Regions from separate parts of the Homo sapiens genome. Here region 2 is linked to region 1. The links are chromatin contacts, found by Hi-C or POLR2A ChIA-PET in ENCODE. All regions are on one chromosome and are shown on one strand. The core of a region is the stretch at or near the end of the contact, and the rest is flanking DNA. Distances in the headings are between cores, read along the strand shown. Region 1 holds the start of HM13-AS1 (HM13 antisense RNA 1). Region 2 overlaps MYLK2 (myosin light chain kinase 2).

Region 1 (2,700 bases), core at 14-2,513:
CATGGTGGCAGGCGACTGTAGTCCCAGCTACTCAGGAGGCTGAGGTGGGAGAATCACTTGAACCCAAGAGGCGGAGGTTGCAGTGAGCCAAGATTGCACCACCGCACTCCAGCCTGGGGGACAGAGTGAGACTCCGTCTCAAAAAAAAAAAAATTATTCAGTGAAAGTGGATCATCATAAATAAAGATCTTCATCCTGGTCTCTGTGTTGAGGAAGAGGAGGGGGTTGGTCTTGGTGTCTCAGGGGTGGCAGAGGTAGAAAAAAAGTCCACGTTTAAGTGCACCTGCACAATTGAAACCCGTGTTCAAGTTTCAAATGTATCTTAAGATTTACTTAATCGTTGTAACAACACTTTGAGGTACCTACATCATTCTTACGATGGGGAAACTGAGGCAGAGACCGTAAGGGCGGGCCCAGGGGGCATGTGAACCCAGAGTGTCTGGCTTCCAAGACTCGTATTCACCGTGGTGCCGTTTGACATGATCAGGATAATGGATCCCTGGTTCCTTTTGGGGGCAGCATTGGAGAAGGGGGTTTGGCACCGTCAGTCTGACAGCAGGGCTGGCTCCTGCAGTGTGAATGAAGCGGTCTTGTGCTCGACTGTGAAGGGGGGTTAGGACCTGCTTCCCAGGGCGGGTCCAGCTTTCTGAGGGAAAGCCTTCAGAGCCTCCATCAGGCCGGCACCAGGTACCAGTTAAGCACTGGGCAGGGAACAGAAGTGGTCAAACGCCGCTTGCCGCGACTTGAAACTGCTGAATAAATGGATAATGTCAAGCGCTATGGCTTAGGGCAGTAGTACCTCCGGTTCCTACGATCGTGTCTGGGGTCCCTGAGGAGCAAGGCAAGAGTCGGCCATTCAGGAGGTCAGAGTTCAGCTGTTCTTGCACAAGCAGGGAAGCTGAGTCACCCCAAACACGGGCAAGACTAGCGGTGGTATCAAATGGCTATCAGGGGCGGGGCCTCAGGGGCCTGCCCCTGCCTCCCCGCCCTGCGTTTGGATTCCCTCCAGCATTCCGGGCCAGGGCGCGGGAGGCGGAGGCCGAGGAGAGGACGGGAGGAGGCTGCATCCTGCCCTGGTGCGTCAGGAAGGGCCGAGCGAGCGGGAAGGAAAGCACCACCCCCCACCCCCGCCGCGGCCACACCTGGGTTCTCCAGGCGGGCAGGGGGGCCCCCGGGCCGGCGCCTGGCTCCAGCAAGTCTGGGCCGCCTCCCCGCGCCGCCCCGCGGGGGCCGCCAGATGGGCTGCCCGCCCGCCAGCTCAGCGACGCAGGCAGGAAACGCCGGCCGGGCTGCCAGGAACGCGCGCAGGGGAGGGGGCGGGCCCGGCCGGGCCACGCCCGCCGGAGGGGAAGGAGGGGCCAAGCACCGCCCGGCGGGGACTGGTGAGCTCCAAGAGCCTGCGATCCCGGTCCCTGCCTTTACTAGATGGGTTTCCTTGGGTAGGTCGTTTTACTTCTCTGTGCCTCACTTTCCCTACCTGTAAAGCGGGGCTGCCTGTCTCCGCTCTTTTTCCCTTTTCTCTTTTATTTGTGCAGCAGGGTTTCACTCTGTCGCCCAGGCTGAAGTGCAGTGGCGCGATCACGGCCCACTGCAACCTCGACCTCCTGGGCTCAAGCGATCCTCCCACCTCAGGTGGGAATATAGGTGTGTCCCACCACGCCTGGCTTTTTTTTTTTTCCCCTAGTTGAAACGGCGGTTCTCACTCTTGCTCAGGCTGGTCTCGAACTCAGGCTCAAGCAATCTTCCCACCTCGGCCTCCCAAAGTGCTGGGATTAGAGGCGTGAGCCACCGCGCCGTGCCTCAGCTATTTTCGTGTGACCGTGTGATCTCAGGACACTTTCTTTCCCTTCTCTTCCTTGGTTTTCTTACCTGAAAAATGGGGTGAACAATTGAACCTCCCTCAACCATGGGCTAAGCCTTTGTTTTCCTCTCCACCGTAGCCCCAACACTTGGCCCATTGCCTGAAACATGAAGGCACTCAGTATTTGTTGTAAGAGTGACTATAAAGGTTTGGGACAATCCTGAGGGCCTGGCTACAGCAGGCACTTCATAAATGGACACAAATTATCAAATTACCTAGAGTCTAATGTTTACCAACCTGCGGCTTCAGGCAAGTGACTTCCCATCTCTGAGCTTCACTTTCCTCGTCTACATAATGGCTGTGAGGATTAAGTAAAATAAATAAATACATGGAAATCACACATAGTGTGTTCTCAATAGATATTTATGGAAGAGTCTCCAAAATATTAAAAAAAGGGAGATACTATTTTGAGTAAATTTGAGGGCAAGGAATATACAAAGGAGTTAGGTGGCTTGGAAGAAGATTTTTGCTATATATGTAAACTAAGCTGTGTGTGGGTGGGTATTTTGCTTGTTGGTTTTTGAGACAGGCTCTCACTGTAGTCCAGGCTGGAGTGCAGTGTGGCAGTCATAGCTCACTGTAACCTTGAACTCCTGCACTCAAGCCATCCTCCCACTTCAGCCTCCTGAGTAGTTAGGACTACAGGTGCGTGCTACCACACCCTGCTCACTTTGCATTTTTTTTTTATTTTATTTATTTATTTTTTTGAGACATAGTCTCGCTGTGTCGCCCATGCTGGAGTGCAGTGGCGCAATCTCGGCTCACTGCAAGCTCCACCTCCCGGGTTCATGCCATTCTCCTGCCTCAGCCTCCCAAGTAGCTGGGACTACAGGCGCCCA
Region 2 (2,700 bases), core at 157-2,656, 250 kb after region 1:
CTCACCTTTGAAGGGGTGCCCATGACCCACAGCCCCACGGATCCCAGGCCAGCCAAGGCAGAAGAAGGAAAGAACATCCTGGCAGAGAGCCAGAAGGAAGTGGGAGAGAAAACCCCAGGCCAGGCTGGCCAGGCTAAGATGCAAGGGGACACCTCGAGGGGGATTGAGTTCCAGGCTGTTCCCTCAGAGAAATCCGAGGTGGGGCAGGCCCTCTGTCTCACAGCCAGGGAGGAGGACTGCTTCCAGATTTTGGGTAGGCCAGGGGCAGGTGGGGGCTGGGGCTGCCCTGGGGCCAGGGGGAGGGAAGGGGGCTGTCAGTCCCAAGTCTACCTATTCGGAGGTCTGAACTGCCCTGAGCCAAGCCTTACCCAGGCCCATTCATCTAAGGGTCACACAACTCCAGAAAGTATTCCTTTTTTAACGTATGTTTATTCATTTGTTTATTTGTTTTAAAAGATAGGGTCTTGCTACGTTGCCCAGGCTGGCTTCAAACTCCCAGCCTCAAGTGATCCTCCCACCTTGGCCTCCCGAGTAGCTGGGACTACAGGCGTGTACAACCATACCTGGCTTTCTTCAATCTTATTTTTTAAGATGTATTTTTATTTTTAAATTTAGTATTCCCTTTTGATAGATGGGGAAAGGAAGGCTCAGAAAAAGGAAAATGAAGTGCCCAAACATATCCAGTGAAGACAGGATTTGAACCTGTCAGGCCACCCAGACTCCAGAACCCACTTTTGAGTTTTTTCTACTTTGACTAAAATGAAGTTAAAAAAAAGAAAAATCAGGCAGATTATTGGAGCAACACAAACTCCCTGGGCAATGGAATTTGGAGTCAATCTGTAGAAGGGCTCAAATGCCAGGCTTAGTAGCTAAACTGTATAGTGGGGTGGGGTCGTGGGAGCTATAGAGGGCTCATGCGCTGAGGAGCACAGGTGCCTGTGTGTGGGAGCAGTGACCAAGGAAGCTGGGCATGTGCAATGGGGCAGGACTGTGGAGTGGCCTTCATTGATGATTAGACAAGCAGCCCGTGGCTTGTTCATGGGCTGCAGAGAGCACTGAGTGTGAGTGAGCTTGGCCAGCAGGTGAATAGGGAAAGGGCCTGGGCAGGGGTGCGGCAGGGCTGGGGGTGGGGTGAGATGGGGTCAGGAGAACCCAGAGTGTCCTGACACCCCCCTGCCTCCAGGCTGAAGTGCCCTGGGAGACCCGCCAGCCTGCCTGGTGAGCGGCACCGTGCCACCCAGACAGGGTGGGAGGACCTGGCGGCTGGGCGGCAGCCAGGAGCCCTGCCTCCGCCCCTAGCAGCCGCAGAGACCTCCGCCCCGCCCCGAAATCGCATCCTAGAGTGACAGGATCTGAACCACCTCCAAAGGCCGTTTGATTTATCACCAGCCCGGCTTCCCTGCCGCCTCTTGCTATTTATAAAGAGGTTTCCATTCCTGATGACCGCCTGCCGGCCTGCCAGCCTTCAGGGCGAGCGGTTCCCCACACTTGCCGCTAGGTGGCGCCCTCTCCCCACCAAACAGCACGGTCCCCGGTCCCGCCCCGCCATGGGTGGTCTGGCCAGATTGCGGTGTTATTAGGATGGAGGGTGGGCAGGTCCCACCACCTACCCCATTATTCAGACATAGCAACCCCACTGCCTGGCATTCCGCTTTATAGCTGCTGTGTTTGATTGTTTTTGGTGGAAATGCAGATAGCTTGGGATGGAGTCCTTGTGTCTTATAATGCAGAGGGTCCAAAAAGTCCAAGCTCCCATCCCGTTTGTTCTGCCAGGAGAAGCTGGTCCTCCCTGATAGGAGTGTTGTGTTGGTGGCAGAACTGATATTGGAAACTGGGCCCCATAGCCCCTATCCTGGAGCCAGGTGTCCCCCAGGTATCACTTGGTGAACTTAACTTCCCTAGATGGGGCCCAGGCCAGCAGGAGGGGTGGTGCCAAGGGGAATCCTCAGCAGCCCCTGGCACTGACCATGAGGGCTGTGCTCTGTCCCCCAGATGATTGCCCGCCACCTCCGGCCCCCTTCCCTCACCGCATGGTGGAGCTGAGGACCGGGAATGTCAGCAGTGAATTCAGTATGAACTCCAAGGAGGCGCTCGGAGGGTGAGATCTGGGACCCCAGCTGGGCACTCATGGACAGAGAGTACACCGGGCTCCTGTGGCTTCACATTTCCCCTGTGCAAGGCCCAGACACACACCCCGCTGAGACATGGCCACATGGACATGTTCACCTCTGTGTGGGACACACACTGTGTGCAGCTGTCACATGCTGATGTGCACTCAGTGTTGCTGTCACTTACTCAGACGCACCGTCAGCCATTCAGTGCTTCCGTAGGAAATACACAGCATTTTTCTGTCTGTCTCAGCTCCAGGCACCACACTGACCCCCTCATGGTGATTCCTGCTTTGTAAAAAGCCCTGACTCAGTCTTATACCTCTGCAGATCCTCCCTCTGCCTGAAGGTGCCCTCCCCCAGGGCCCAGGGCCTGCCTGCCCTAAACCTCTAAGGGTCGCATCCCAGGGCCATCCTCCCTACACGCCTGCTCTTCCTGTGCACGTGGTCTGTGTGGTTCAAAGAACCTGCTTCAGCCATTGTCCTGGCAGAACAGCTCACAGCTTCAGGAGGGAGTCAGGGCTGGCTGGGGTGAGTGCTCCCATCTCACCAAAGGGGATCCAGAGGCACCACTGGGTCTGGGACCAAGTTA

The links. Hi-C counts contacts between places; a loop is a spot of excess contacts on that map. ChIA-PET counts read pairs that join two places held with the same protein, here RNA polymerase II (POLR2A). Pooled maps may share reads with other maps.
Region 2: a pooled map shows a loop between it and region 1 (2.4-fold over the local background). The contact joins the enhancer-like site here to the promoter of HM13-AS1 in region 1. A Hi-C loop is called at or near these places in 4 of 168 maps with a recorded cell type or tissue (K562, PC-9, ascending aorta and 1 more) and 8 of 50 pooled maps. POLR2A ChIA-PET finds 5 or more read pairs at or near these places in 3 of 52 experiments (HepG2, PC-9 and activated CD4-positive, alpha-beta T cell).

What each region holds. Positions count from the first base shown.
Region 1 is chr20:31,572,000-31,574,699 of GRCh38, forward strand. It overlaps HM13-AS1 (HM13 antisense RNA 1), which reads right to left and starts at 1,264. Exons shown (of 3, transcript NR_046853.2): 1 at 1,143-1,264; 2 at 800-924. LOC107985416 (a long non-coding RNA gene) reads left to right here and starts at 1,011. Exons shown (of 3, transcript XR_005647051.2): 1 at 1,011-1,439. RefSeq lists an enhancer at 621-1,162 and a silencer at 964-1,543.
Region 2 is chr20:31,821,485-31,824,184 of GRCh38, forward strand. MYLK2 (myosin light chain kinase 2) reads left to right here. Exons shown (of 13, transcript NM_033118.4): 4 at 1-253; 5 at 1,993-2,098. Among named protein-coding and RNA genes, the nearest start is that of MYLK2, 3.5 kb to the left of the region's middle. RefSeq lists enhancers at 1,227-1,286, 1,754-2,281, 2,282-2,700 and a silencer at 1,587-1,636. Within about 2 kb of position 1,407, at least 8 of the 41 ENCODE cell types and tissues checked have a DNase peak (open chromatin) inside an H3K27ac peak, as active enhancers do; they include ascending aorta, where a contact is called at or near this core.